Linked DNA regions of Homo sapiens: region 1 is linked to region 2. A link is an interaction called in ENCODE POLR2A ChIA-PET data of the cell type or tissue named here. Cell type or tissue: OCI-LY7. All regions are shown on one strand. Links, peaks and the distances in the headings refer to the core of each region. The heading gives the core; the rest is flanking DNA.

Region 1 (7,744 bases), core at 1,179-6,178, 590 kb before region 2:
AGGTTGTCTCTTCACTTCGTTGATTGTTTCCTTTGCTGTGCAGAAGTTTTTTAGTTTAATATAGTCCTATTTGCTTATTTTTGTGGGGGTTTTTTTCTGTGCTTTTGAGGTCTTAGCCATAAACTCTTGCCCTACACCTGTGTCCTAAAGTGTTTTCCCTATGTTTTCTTCCAGTAGCTTTTAGTTGTAGGTCTTATATTTATGTCTTTGCTCCATCTTGAGTTTATTTTTGCATATGGTGATGGACAGGGTTCCAATTTCATTTTTCTGTAGAAGCATATCCAATTTTCTAAGCACCAATTATTGAAGAGGGTGTCCTTTTCTCAATGTCTGTTATTGGCACCTTTGTAGACAATCAGTTGGCTGGAAATAAGTGGATTTACTTCCGGATTCTGTGTTCTGTGGTCTATGTGTCTGTTTTTATACCAATACCACCCTACTTTGATTGCTATGCTATAACCTTGTAATATATTTTGAAGTCAGGTAGTGTGATGCCTCTTGCTTTGTTCTTTTTACTCAGGATTGCTTTGGCTCTTCAAGCTCTTTTTTGATTCTACATGAATTTTAGGATTTTTTCCCCTATTTCTGTAAAAAATGACATTGGTCTTTTCATAGGAGTTGCATTGAATCTGATTATTGCTTTGGGTAGTTTGGTCATTTTAAGAGCGTTAATTCTTCTGATCTATGAACAAAATATGTCTTTTCATTTGTTTGTGTCCTCTTCAATTTCTTTCATCAGCATTTTGTAGTTTCCCTTATAGAAGTCTTTCACTTCCTTGGTTAAATTTATTCTTAGTCATTTCTCTTTTGTAGCTACTGTAAATGGGATTACCTTCTTGATTTCTTTCTCAGCTAGTTCATTATTGGTGTATAGAAATGCTACTGATTTTTGTACATTGATTTTGTATCCTGCAAATTTAATGAATTCATTTATCAGTTCTAAAAGTTTTTGGGTGCACCCTTTAGGTTTTTCTAGATATAAGATCATGTCATCTGCAAAGGGGAACAATTTGACTTCCTCTTTTCCAATCTGGATGCCTTTTATTTCTTCCTCTTGCCTGATTGCTCTGGCTAGGACTTTCAATCCTGTGTTGAATAGGAGTGGTGCAAGTGGGCATCCTTGTCTTGTTCCAGTTCTTAGGGGAAAGGCTTTCATCTTTTCCCCATTCAGTATGATGTTAGCTGTGGGTTTGTCCTATATGGCCTTTAGTATGTTGAGGTATGTTCCTTCTATGCCTAGTTTGTTGGGAATTCTTACCATGAAGGTATGTTGAATTTTATCAAATGCTTTTTCTGGGTCAATTGAGATGATCATATAGTTTTTGTCCTTCATTCTGTTGATGTAATGTATCACATTTATTGATTGGCGTATGTTGAACCATCCTTACATCCCTGAGATAAATCTCTCTTAATAATGGTGTATTACCTTTTTGATGTGCTGTTGGATTCAGTTTGCTAGTATTTCATTGAGGATTTTTGCATCTGTGTTCATCGGGGATAATGACCTTAGTTTTCTTTTTTTGTTGTTTGGTCCTTGTCTTAGTTTGGTATAAGGATAATGCTGGCCTCATAGAATGAGTTAGGAAGAATTCTCTCCTCTTCACTTTTTTGGAATAGTTTGAGAAGAATTGGTGTTAGTTCTTTGTAAGTTTGGTAGAATTCAGCAGTGAAGCCATCTGGTCCTGGACTTTTCTTTGTTGAGAGACTTTTTATTACTGATTTAATTTCATTACTCATTATTGGTCTGTTCAGGTTTCCATATTTTTCTTATTCAATCTTGGTAGGCTGTATGTGTCCAATAATTTGTTCATTTCCTCTAGGTTTTCCAGTTTGTTAGTGTATAGTTGTTCATAACAGTCTCTGATGATTTTTTGTATTTCTGTGGCATCAGTTACAATGTCTCCTTTTTCATTTCTGATTTTTTTTTTTTTTTTGAAACAAGGTCTCACTCTGTTGCCCAGGCTGGAGTGCCGTGGTGCAATCTCAGCTCACTGCAATATCCACCTCCTAGATTCAAGCAATTCTCCTGCCTCAGCCTCCTGAGTAGCTGGGATTACAGGCACGTGCCACCATATCCAGCTAATTTTGGTATTTTTAGTAGAAATGGGGTTTCACCATGTTGGTCCACCTGCCTGGGCCTTCCAAAGTGCTGGGATTACAGGCATGAGCCTCTGTGCCCGGCCCATTTCTGATTTTATTTATTTGTGTCTTCTCTCCTTTTTCTTGGTTAGTCTAGCTAGCGATTTATCAATTTTGCTTACTTTTTCAAAAAGACAACTTTTCATTTCATTGATCCTTTGTATTGTTTTTTAAGTCTGTATTTCATTTAATTCTGCTCTGATCTTTATTATTAATTTTATTCTACTAATTTGGGGTTTGGATTGTTCTTGCTTTTTTTTTTCCTTTGAGTCAGGGTCTTGCTCTGTTGCCCAGGCTGGAGTACAATGGCTCTATGATGGCTTATTCCAGCCTTGACCCTCTGGGCTCAAGTGAACCTCCCACTTTAGCATCCTAAGTGGCTGGGACCACAATTGTGCACCACTGTGTCTGGCTAAACTTTTTTAATGTTTTGTAGAGACAGGGTCTCCCTATGTTGCCTAAGTATGTTGCCTAAGCTGGTCTCAAACTCCTGGGCTCAAGCCATCCTCCTGATTCAGCCTCCCAAAGTGCTGGGACTACAGGAGTGAGCCACCATGCCTGGCCCGTTCTTGCTTTTCCAGTTCCTTGAAGGCATCTTTAGATCATTTATTTGAAATCTTCCTACTTTTTTGATGTAGGTGTTTATTGATATAAACTCCCCTCTTAGCACTGCTTTTGCTGTATCCCATAGGTTTTCGTACGTTCTATGTCAATTTCCATTTGTTTCAATAAATTTTTTTTAAATTTTCTTTAAGATATTTTACGTTTCTTCTATGTTGTGGAATCTATTGAGTTTTACTTTATGATTCATCCTTGCTTTTTAAAACATTTAATTTTATTTAATGGTTCAGTAATAATAAAGATACCCTTTTACATGTTTACAGTACCTCATTGTTTACATACACTATTTCAAGCTTTTGGAATAGGGACAACTAAAACAGATTCTTGTGTAAATGAGTTTCTTTATATAACTTCACATTCTTTATGTAATGGTTCTTTTGAAGCTTAACAAGTTCTTTCTCAACAACTGTATTTTTTTAATGTGGAATTGACTAAGTATATGAAAATATGAAATAAACAAAATAAAATGGAAAACTATGAGGTCCTTAGAAGTCACATTACATCCCTATATTTGGTGACATTTAAAGAGATGAATGACATCATTGAGAAGTAAGGAGAAATACAGTGCAGCAAATCAAGAACATGCCACTCATGTAAGAGTGAACATCTATCTCCAGGCATGAGAAAGGTCTAGAGAGTTCTTAACAAAATGCTGTCAGTGTTTATTTCTCAGTCTTGAGACGTCAGATGATTTTTATGATCTTCTTTGTGCTTTTCTAATTTGTTTAATATTTTACAGTAAGCATGTATCATTTTTACTAAAATATCCACGTTATTGTTTAAAACAGGAACAAAATTTTTCTACATGCACAAGGATAATAGTATTTGTCTATATTTTTTTCTGGTCTTTTAATTAAGTGTTTATACACACAGAGAGACAGGAATAAAGTTTTCCTTAGCATTTAAATAATTTCCAAGAAGTATATACATTCCTACATATGGGTTAAATAAACACACATATGTCAATAAACATATATTCTAACAAACTCAGGCCTGCTAAATGCGGCTAAAAGTTCCCAGTGAAAAGAACTCTTAGGTGAGCTATATTTTCTAATCTGCAGACCCTCCTACTGCATAACTCTGGATGATGTCATACAAACCTCTTCCTGCATCTGGGACTCTTTCCAGCTGCTACATGTGGGAGCTTCCCGTTTTTGTTCTAATTGAGTGATGTTTACTGGAAATGGAGTCTGCTAATAAGATCTCAGTTCAGATAGCTTTGTGGGGACAGGAAGAATGATTGTGAGATGAATTTGGCCAAAAACCTTTACTTTCTCCCTTGTCATTATCTTGTTTTGATAGGTTGGCTTAGTTTTGTTTTGAAATTACCTCTTCTGAGAAACCAAAGAGGAACGATATGCGCTGTCTTCTTCTTCCTCCTCCTCCTCCTCCTTTTCCTCTTCCTACCAAGACTCCCAACTCAGACTGTTTTTCAGTCTGTCCCTCCATACATACCTGCACACTCACACATCTACTAGAGAGTATATGGAGACAGCCAAGAGCCCTTAGAAAGATAGCTGGGTAATGTACTACTCTGTTCTCTTGAATTTGGATGGAACTTATGACAACACTTAGATGTGAACAAATAAGGCAAGAGAATTTGTCCCAGATTGCACAGCTGGTTATGGCAGAACAAAGCGGTGGTGAACCTAGATTTCATATCTCCTAGCTCAGGGCCTCTGGATTAAAACCCATAAACATTGTTCACATTTTTTTGGAACTATGCATAAGGGCAACTTAGAGAGTTCCAGGTAAGAGAATGCAGCATAACAAGAGTTGATTGTTTTAAGTTGTGTTATGTTAAAGATCAGCTAAGTAAAATTAAAGAGAAAAGCTGCTAAATATACTGAATTATTTCATTTTTGTGGATCTCCTTGATTGTGATTTGCGAGCTCAGAAGTATTAACAGTTTTTCTCAAAAATTTTAAGATGAAAAATTCTCAAGTCCAATTAATTGAAAAGCTTAAGACTACTCTATACCATGCTTCACTTTAGAAAGTAGGGAGCTTGTTGCAAATTCAAACAAGGATGTGGTGTCACAACTCATGAAAGGAATCTCTTATCAAATATCTATCCTACCATCAAATTGCCATTACATCTGCCCGAATGTACATGGGACACAGTTGCGTCAGAAAGGCTAAAGCTCCAAATAAGTTCACATTATTCTGAAACTATCAGATTATGTGATGGATATAATTTGGGTGTTACAGTCTTTGTAGTAAAGTTTGAGGAATGACACCAGGTATGGTCGAGTGCAGTGGCTCATGCCTATAAGATGAGCCTAGGCAACATGGTGAGATCCCATCTCTACAAAAAATACAAAAATTATCCAGGCATGGTGGGGTGGTGTGCACCTGTAGTCCCAGCTACTCAGGAGGTTCCAGTGGGAGGATTACTTGAAACCAGGAGGTTGAGACTGTAGTGAGCCATGTTTGTGCCACTGTACTCCAGCCTGGGCAACAGAGCAAGACTGTCTCAAAAAAAAAAAAAAAAGAAAGAAAGAGAAAAAAAAACCCCATCAGGTAAAATGTAGGGCCACTGTCAATGGGGGACATAGAGAAAACAGAGATCTTCAATTCTCTTCTGCTTCTAACTTTCGGGACAAGGACATTTTTTCTCCACATGTTATCAGTAAGGTGAGGAGAAATAGAGAAAGAGCATAAACTTTGGTAAGCGAAGATAGAAGCCCAAGATGGAATAATAGAGTGAGAAAGAGCCCAAAGCTGCTCCAAGTGATTTCAAGTCCCCAGTTTTGAAGAATGATGTCTTTGGGTCTTGAGAAAACATTGTTGTGGGATCACCAACAATCGTCAGGGATATTTGGGGCATCATAGAGAATAGGAGAGATTCCAGAAGACTGGTAACAGTGGAGTATTCTGATTTTCAGAAAGAGAAAGCAGAGCCAGAAAAAAATGTAGATAATGGTCTGTAACCTCAATCTCAGGCCAGAGTCTAGAAGGGGGGATTATTAGAGGAACAGTTTCAGGCACTAGATAAAAAAGGAATGATTAAGATCCAGATGAGTTCACTAAAAACAAGTCAGGGCTAATTTATCTCTTGGCTTTGACAGAGTTACCAGCCCAGTACCTCAGGGAATGCCCATACATATAGAATATTTTGTTATCAGTTAGACATTTAATAAAGTTTTTTTTTCATGATATTCTTTTGGACAAGACAGAGAGATATAAACTGAATTGTGGCACACTGAATGAATTAGAAACCAGTCAATTGTACGCACAGGTGCTGGCTAACAAACTGTAAAGAAGCATGCAGTGGTGAGTCCCAGGCTGTGTCTGTCCTTCACTGTCTCCTCATAAATGCTTTCAGAATAAATATACAGAAGGTGTGCTCATCAGATTTATAGGCAACATGAAGTTAGAGGGTATGATGAATACTTGAATGGCAGAACGAAAATTCCTAGGTTGAATCTAAAAGGATGAAATTTAAGGGTGATTAATATGAGGTCTAAGGAATTAAATCTATCAGTGAGAATAAGCAATACTTGCTTTAACGGTAACTAAGAGCCTTAACTCAATATGAGTCAGAAGTGTAACGTGGTTGCCAAAAAAACTAAGATTTTAGGCTGTATCCAGTGGTGTGGTAAATATTTAACAACTGGCCCTGGGTTGGGGGCGGAGAGAGGGAGGGACCTTGATTTATAGCTCTGACCAATCTCTGTAGTGTAAATACTCTCACCTTGGCCAGTTTCAAGGTACTGACTTTGTGGCACTGAACTCAGAGGTTGGAAGAGATGTGTGATAGCATGCCATTATGTGGTATTTCCACCACACAGATGCAGTAGATGTGATTAACCTCAAGAGGAGAGATAATAATTAAACACAGTAAAATTACTAGGAAGTAGTATTTTAATTACTTATTACCTTTGTTTTTAATATATCTAATTGTAGGCTTATGTAATTTAACTTTAATTTTTAAAATTATTATTATTATTTTCGAGACAGGGTCTTGTTTTGTTTTGTTTTGTTTTGTTTTTGAGACAGAGTCTGGCTCTGTCGCCCAGGCTGGAGTGCAATGGCGTGATCTCTTCTCACTGCAACCTCTGCCTCCTGGGTTCAAGCAATTCTCCTACCTCAGCCTCCCAAGTAGCTGGGACTACAGGCACGTGCCACCACACCCAGCTAATTTTTGTATTTTTAGTAGAGATGGGGTTCCACCATTTTGGCCAGGATGGTTTCAAACTCTTGACCTCGTGATCTGCCCAAAGTGCTGGAATTACAGGCGTGAGCCACCGCACCTGGCCTGAGACAGGGTCTTGCTCTGTTACCCAGGCTGGAGTACGGTGGCGTGATCTCAGCTCACTGCAGCCTCAATCTCCCAGGCTCAAGCGCTCCTCCCACCTCAGCCTCTTGGATAGCTGAGACCACAGACGTGCCCCACCATGCTTGGCTAATACTTTTTTAAATTTTTTGTAGAAACGGGGTCTCACTATACTGCCCAGACTGGTTTGAACTCCTGGGCTCAAGCAATCCTCTGGACTTGGCCTCCCAGAGGGCTGGGATTACAGACGTTAACCACCTTGCCCAGCATAATTTAACTTTTAATTAGAACTGCATTTTACAACTAGCTCAGAAAATTCTTGAACATTTAACTATCAGCTCTTGCAAGTTTGTGCACATGGGCTCTGGACCATGGTAACCAGAAATGCAGTCACTGGTAGAAGGGAGGTGATAACCCTGCTGTTCTCTGCATTTGTCAGGACACACCCAGATCCCTTTATTCCAGAACACATAACTTAAAGTCACACTTTCCTGAGATCAGAGCAGAGGATGGCAGAGAACCAAAGTCACGAGTGTGTGAAACAACGGAGAGGAGCGGCGCTGTGCAGCCTGGAGCTCAAGACACTTGCATGAGCGGTGAGATGAGAGGGACAGGGGAGAGCTTGTTTTCAAATATTTGAGAGGCTGTTGTGTAAGGAAGGATTAGGGCTCTAATTGGTGGGTAGAAAAGGATACAAGGAGACAGA
Region 2 (7,744 bases), core at 1,772-6,771:
GCAGTGTTTGTGTCCCTGGGTACTTGAGATTAGGGAGTGGTGATGACTCTTAACGAGTATGCTGCCTTCAAGCATCTGTTTAACAAAGCACATCTTGCACCGCCCTTAATCCATTTAACCCTTAGTGGACACAGCACATGTTTCAGAGAGCATGGGGTTGGGGGTAAGGTCATAGATAAACAGCATTCCAAGGCAGAAGAATTTCTCTTACTACAGAACAAAATGGAGTCTCCTATGTCCACCTCTTTCTACACAGACACAGTAACAATCCGATCTCTCCTTCCTTTCCCCACATTTCCCCCACTTCTATTCGACAAAACTGCCATCGTCATCATGGCCCGTTCTCAATGAGCTATTGGGTACACCTCCCAGACGGGGTGGCGGCTGGGCAGAGGGGCTCCTCACTTCCCAGACAGGGCGGCTGCTGGGCGGAGGGGCTCCTCACTTCTCAGAGAGGGCGGCTGGTCAGAGAGGCTCCTCACCTCCCAGACGGGATGGCGGCGGGGCAGAGACACTCCTCAGTTCCCAGACGGCGTCGCGGCCGGGCAGAGGCGCTCTTCACATCTCAGACGGGGCGGCGGGGCAGAGGCGCTCCCCACATCCCAGACGATGGGCAGCCGGGCAGAGACGCTCCTCACTTCCTAGACGGGATGACGGCCGGGAAGAGGCGCTCCTCACTTCCCAGACTGGGCGGCCGGGCAGAGGAGTTCCTCACATCCCAGACGATGGGCGGCCAGGCAAAGACACTCCTCACTTCCTAGACGGGGTGGCGGCTGGGCAGAGGCTGCAATCTCAGCACTTTTGGGAGGTCAAGGCAGGCGGCTGGGAGGTGGAGGTTGTAGCGAGCCGAGATCACGCCACTGCACTCCAGCCTGGGCAACATTGAGCACTGAGTGAGCGACACTCCGTCTGCAATCCTGGCACCTCGGGAGGCCGAGGCTGGCAGATCACTCATGGTCAGGAACTGGAGACCAGCCCGGCCAACACGGTGAAACCCCGTCTCCACCAAAAAATACGAAAACCAGTCAGGCGTGGCGGCGCGCGCCTGCAATCCCAGGCACTTGGCAGGCTGAAGCAGGAGAATCAGGCAGGGAGGTTGCAGTGAGTCGAGATGGCAGCAGTACAGTCCAGCCTTGGCTCGGCATCAGAGGGAGACCGTGGAGAGGGAGAGGGGGAGGGGGAGGGGGAGAGGGAGAGCTGTTTTTTGTTTTGAGACAGAGTCTTGCTCTGTCACCCAGGCTGGAGTGCAGTGGCACAATCTTGGCTCACTGCAGCCTCCGCCTCCTGGGTTCAAGCAGTTCTCTGCCTCAGCCTCCCGAGTAGTTGGGATCACAGGCGCCCACCACCATGCCCGGCTAATTTTTGTATTTTTAGTAGAGATGGGGTTTCACCATCTTGGCCAGGCAGGTCTTGCACTCCTGACCTCGTGATCCACCCGCCTCAGCCTCCCAAAGTGCTGGGATTACAGGTGTGAGCCACTGCACCCGGCCGTAAATTTGTGTTGTTTTAAGCCACTAAGTTTGTGGTAATTTGTTATAGCAGCAGTGGAAAACCAAGACACCTCCTAAATCATCTGCCATTACTGTTATATTGCTACCATTTGTTCTCAGGTTAGCAGCCAAAGTAGTTCTTTAAAATCTAAGGCTCATCACATCACTCCACTAACTCAGAAACCTTCAGTGGCTATTTCATTAATAGAGATTTATAGCCAAAATCTGTTTTGTGACTGAGAAGACATGACAGGATTCTGTGCTCTCATCCCTTACTTTTAAATTTGTTTTCCCCAAAATTCATAGGTTGAAACACTAGCCACCCAGTACTCAGAATGTGACTGCATATGTATGTAGGGCCTTTAAATATGTGATTAAGTTAAAATGAGGTCTTTAGCGTAGACCCTAAAACAATTTGATGGGTGTCCTTAAGATTAGGACACAGAAAGGAGGCCAAGGCGGGCAGATCACCTGAGGTTGGGAGTTCGAGACCAGCCTGACCAACATGGTGAAACCCCTTCTCTACTAAAAATACAAAAAATTAGCTGGGCGTGGTGGTGCATGCTTGTAATCCCAGCTACTCAGGAAGGCTGAGGCAAGAGAATCACTTGAACCTGGGCGGCAGAGGTTGCAGTGAGCCATTGCACTCCAGCCTGGGCAACAAGCGTGAAACTCTGTCTCAGAAAAAAAAAAAAAAAAATTGGGACACAGAAGAAACACACAAAGACCATGTGAGGACACAGCAAGAAGGTGGCCATCTGCAAGCCAAGGAAATAGGCCTCAGAAGAAACCGAATGCATCCACACCTTGATCTTGGACTTTTGGCCTACAGAACTATAAGAAATAAAACTTTTTTTGTTTAAGCCATCCAGTCTTTGGTACTGTGTTATGGCAGTCTTGGTGAACTAATACACTGTTGTCATTTTCAGTAACTGTCCATTATTGAAAATGGGATATTGAAGTCTCCATTATTGTTGAACTATGTATTTCAGTTCTGTCAAGATCATTTGATCATATTCATGAAGGTTTATTTCTGGGTTTTCTTATTTGTTTCAAGGATCTGTGTGTCTGTTTTTTTTTTTTTTTCAGATGATGTTTTACTCTGTTGCCCAGGCTAGAGTGTAGTATGTTCACAGCAACCTCTGCCTCCCAGGCTCAAGCAATTCTCCAACCTCAGGCCCCTTGAGTGGCTGGGACTACAGATGTGCACTACCATGCCCAGCTAATTTTTTTTTTTTTTTTTTTGAGACAGAGTCTCGCTCTGTTGCCCAGGCTGGAGTTCAGTGGCGCTATCTCGGCTCACTGCAACCTCTGCCTCCCGGGTTCAAGCAATTCTTGTGCCTCAGCCTCCTGAGTAGGTGGGACTACAGGCATGCACCACCAACCCTGGCTAATTTTTTGTGTTTTTAGTAGAGATGGGTTTTCGCCATGATGGCCAGGCTGGTCTCGAACTCCTAACCTCAAGTGATCCTCCAGCCTGTGCCTCCCAATGTGCTGGGATTACAGGCGTGAGCCACTGCACCCGGCCTTTTTTAAAAAGTTTTTTTGGTCAGCCTCTTGTAGTCTCTATTGATGTCATAGCCTCCGGCATCTGTGATGTTAAACAATTGCCACAGATTTTTTTTTTGACACGTGGACACGTGCCCTCAGGATGGGGCTGTTGCATAGAGTGAACTTTGAATCAGGTCGAATAAAGACAAGCCTTCAGGATAGAGCTTTTTCGGAGCTGCCAGATAGGTCAAATATTGACAGTTCTCTGAGGATAGTGCTTTTTGGGAGCTACAAACTCGTTGTGTTCTCTCCAGTGGCTTCTAGCTTGCTAGTTTCACATTGCAGTTGGAAGGGTGCTGGTTTTATTTTTTATTTTTTTTTCTCTCTCTCTTTTTCTCTTTCTTTCTTTCTTTCGACGGAGTCTCCCTCTTGTCGCCCAGGCTGGAGTGCAATGGTGCGATCTTGGCTCACTGCAACCTCCATCTCCTGGGTTCAAGCGATTCTCCTGCCTCAGCCTCCTGAATAGCTGGGATTACAGGCGTGTGCCACCACACCTGGCTAATTTTTTATATTTTTGGTACAGATGGTGTTTCACCATGTTGGGCAGGCTGGTCTTGAACTCCTGACCTCAAGTGATCCGCCTGGCTCAGCTTCCCAGAGTGCTGGGATTACAGGTGTGAGCCACCATGCCTGCCAGACATTTTTCTTGAATAAATACTCCTTGGACTTGGAAAGGCTTTGGTTTATCTGCAGAGCTCTGAAAGAGTCAATGTTGATCATTTTTGGCAGTATTCTCATAGCTTTTATGGAGGAGCAGATTTCCAGAGGTCCTTCCTCTGCCATTCTGGAAGTTTCCTCTCCCCAGTAACATTTCTGGCTGTACCACTCCCGGTTCTCCCATATCACTCTGCTTCAGCTGCTCTGGCTTCATTGTTTCTTGAATGTGCCAGGCAAGCTTCTGTCATGTGACCTTTGCATTGCTTTTACCTCTACCGGAAATATTTTCCCCCAGGTGTTTGCCTGGTTTGCATCCTCATCTCCTTCGGGTCTTTGGTCTATATCATCTTCTCAGTGAGGCTTTTCCTGACCACTCTTGTTTTTGGACAGTCTTATTTAGAATTCAACCCTCCTAACCCCATGTATTTCTAGTCTTCTTTTCAGACCATTTTCTCCTTTTTTTTTTCTTTTGAGATGGAGTCTGTCTCTGTTGCCCAGGCTGGAGTGCAGTGGCACGATCTTGGCTCTCCTCGGCTCACCTTGGCTCACTGTGCCACTGCACCACTACGCCCGGCTAATTTTGTATTTTTAGTAGAGACAGGGTTTCTCCATGTTGGTCAGGCTGGTCTCGAACTCCTGACCTCAGGTGATCCACCTGTCTTGGCCTCCCAAAGTGCTGGGATTACAGGCGTGAGCCACTGTGCCTGGCCCCAGTTATATTTTTTTAAAAATTATTATTTTTTTGTTTTTGTTTTTGTTTTTTTTAAGACAAGGTCTCACTCTGTTGCCCAAGCTGGATGGAGTGCAGTGGTGTGATCACAGCTCACTGCAGCCTCAACCAGCGGGGCTGAAGTGATCCTCATGCCTCAGCTTCCTGAATAGCTGGGACTACAGGCATGCCTCACCATGCCTGGCTAATTTTTTTTTTTTTTTTTTTCTGTAAGTATTTTATTTATCACTGAAGAAAAAACACAGCAGCAAGTTCTGTGTTGGCTTCAATGAGACCAAATAGTTCATCTTTAACATAGCTACTGCGCTCCAAAATTGAAGTCAACACAGTCATTACTACAAATTACTTGTTGAAAGAATCTATCTTCAAAAGAAAGAAAATTAGGAAAGAGAATTTAAACGATTCCTCCAAACCATACATTTATAAATATTGTCATATTTAAAATGCTTGAAAGGCGTGAATTCTCCATTAATGGAAAAGCAGTTTGCTATTGGCAACAGAAAAAAACTCAGCGATAATTTACCAAATGCTTTAAAATTTAAAAGCTATACTGTTTGGATTCACACTTGCGCAGTAATCTTGTCATTACAACAACTGCAAATTGCTTTGTACTCACCTTCTCTCAAGTAAAATCTAAAGAAAACCCCACCGTATCCAATGTTTGTAATGTTTACTTCAAGTGAATCTAAAAAATTTCTAAATTTAGTTTATGGTAAATACCTCAAAATACCTAAAAATAGGTACGTATCAACCACTTAAGGGTGTGAAAATTGTTTCAGATTCACTGCTTTAAAGGGTCTTCAAATATATTTTCTTTAACAGAACCTTACTTCATTCCAAATTATTATCAGATATTTCAAAATAAAAAAAAAGTATCAGTTCTATACCAAGATAAAGGTGTTACTCAATACCTGAAGGTTCACATTTTAAATTTATTTTTTAGTTTTTCTTTTTTGTCAACAAATGATTGATGAAATAATGCAACACCCTTAAATTCCAGAAAATGGCATGGTTTTTCCAACCTCCTGTGGATATGGTGCATGATCAATCTATTATATAGGAGCCTGGCTAATTTTTAATTTTTTTTTTTTTTTTTTTGAGAGGGAGTTTCACTCTGTCACCAAGGCTAGAGTGCAGTGGCACGATCTCGGCTCACTGCAACCTCTACCTCCCAGGTTCAAGCGATTCTCCTGCCTCCACCTCCCAAGTAGCTGGTATTACAGGCATGCGCCACCATGCCCAGTTAATTTTTGTATTTTTAGTAGAGGTGGGGTTTCGCTATGTTGGCCAGGCTGGTCTCAAACTCCTGACCTCAAGCGATCTGCCCGCCTCAGCCTCCCAAAGTGCTGGGATTACAGGCATGAACCACTGCGCCTGGCTAATTTTTACATTTTGTGTACAGACAGAGTCTTGCTATGTTGCCCAGGCTAGTCTTGAACTCCTGGCCTCAAGGTATCCTCCTGTCTTACTCTGTCACCCAGGCTGGAGTATATTGGCTGGCTGTTCACAGGTGCAACCATAATGTACTACAGCCTTGTGCCCCTGGGCTTAAGTGATCCTCCCACCTCAGCCTCTTGAGTAGCTGTGACTACAGGTGCATGCTGCCTCACCTGGGTGCTGTTTTTTAGTAGTATTTATTCTGTTTTTTCATTTATTATTATTATTTTTTTGAGATGGAGTCTTGCTCTGTCATCCAGGGTGTAGTGCAGTGGTGTGATCTTGACTTACTGCAACCTCTGTCTCCTGGGTCAAGCAATTCTCATGCCTCAGCCACCTGAGTAGCTGGGATTACAGGCATGCACCACCACACCTGGATAATTTTTGTATTTTTAGTAGAGATGGGGTTTCACCATGTTGGCCAGGCGGTCTCAAACTACTGACCTCAAGTGATGCTGCCCCACTTTGCCTCCCAAAGTGCTAGGATTACAGGCATGAGCCACCATACCCAGCAGTGTATTTATTCTAATACGATTAGTTGTATCATGAAACAATTAGAGTGCTCTCTGTTTATATTGTGTATATAGTTTCATCTCACCGCTGCCACCCCGCCCCCTCCCAGGGAGACTTGCTTGAGTGAGGTTGCAGCTCTGGCAGGAGCAGTTGGGGAATATGTTTTTTATAGCATCATTAGTAGCTTATTTAATTGACTGTTATTTTCTCATGTTGACCATTAGCCAAAGATCACTCTTCTTTGGATATGAGATATCCAGGCTATTATTTTTCTGAAGAATTCAGTGTTTCCATCCTACTTTTTCCAGTCTCCTAAAGACTGGGACCCAAATGCTATGGTTAGAAGGTATTTAGTTTCTCAGTTTTGGCATAGATATCGAATCAGTTTTTCCAATAAAAATGTGTTTAACATTTTGTACACTTATACTACTACTATGCTTTTAGTAGGTAATACTGAAATGGTTATAATACTGTCCCTTGTTCTGTAAAAAAATATAGTACATTTTGAGAGAAAAACTTGATGTGAAAGTTTCCCTTCCATGATCAGTGATAGGGATCTTTCCTTGGCTCTTAATTTCTTATTTTCATATACTTATCTCTGCATGTGCCTTATTACTTATCCCTAACTATAAGCCCCTTAAGGGAATAAGAGATAAACCCCGTATTACTTATCCCAAACTTAAGCCTGTTTTCCATCTTTGTACTATTTGCAACATGAAAAATTGTGTTTGAATTACTGAATGCACTAATTTATGTGAATGTTGTTTTAAATCCATAAAATGCAGAGAAGTGTTGGGTGATATTTTTCTTTTTGGTCAAGTGATGTTTTCTAAAAAATAATAGAAAGCATCTAATTGTTGAATGAGTGGCATTGGTGCTAAGTTTTATGAGGCTTCTGGAGATGATATAACTGTGGACTGGGAAGTTGAGCAAGACTTTTCAGAGAAGGTGGGATTCAAGTTCTGTTAAGGAAGAATAGATGTTCCATGGTTAGGAATGGGAAGTGTATTCAGGTTGGAGGGAAGAGCTTGTGCACTGGTGGGGATACAGCATGTAGGGCAAATTTAGAGACCAGTGAATGGGTCAGGTGTGCTCCAGTGGAGACTGTGCATGTGTGGGTGATTGACAGCAGAGTGGGCAAGTTGTGATTGAGCCTTATACTTGCCATGTGGCCTTTAGACAAAGTATTTTACTTCTACTTTTTTTTTTTTTTTTTTTTGAGATGGAGTCTCGCTCTGTTGCCCAGGCTGGAGTGCAGCGGTGTGATCTCGGCTCACTGCAACCTCCGCTTTCTGGGTTGAAGCGATTCTCCTGCCTCAGCCTCCTGAATAGCTGGGATTACAGGCGTGCGCCACCAGGCCCAGCT

What was found. ChIA-PET counts read pairs that join two places held together with the same protein. Peaks named below come from ENCODE experiments on the same cell type or tissue, not always from the same donor. Only the 100,000 strongest peaks of a DNase experiment are listed, where the experiment ranks them.
Region 1: POLR2A ChIA-PET joins it to region 2 with 5 read pairs; 2 of 35 experiments call an interaction of 5 or more read pairs at or near these places.

Annotation. Positions count from the first base shown.
Region 1 is chr2:69,679,449-69,687,192 of GRCh38, forward strand. It overlaps a transcript of ANXA4 not described here. Among named protein-coding and RNA genes, the nearest start is that of AAK1, 40 kb to the left of the region's middle. In OCI-LY7, for the core only: no CTCF peak of the experiment used is centred there; no DNase peak of the experiment used is centred there.
Region 2 is chr2:70,266,619-70,274,362 of GRCh38, forward strand. All of the region lies in intron 3 of PCYOX1 (prenylcysteine oxidase 1), which reads left to right. Among named protein-coding and RNA genes, the nearest start is that of PCYOX1, 12 kb to the left of the region's middle. In OCI-LY7, for the core only: no CTCF peak of the experiment used is centred there; a DNase peak (open chromatin) is centred at 3,963.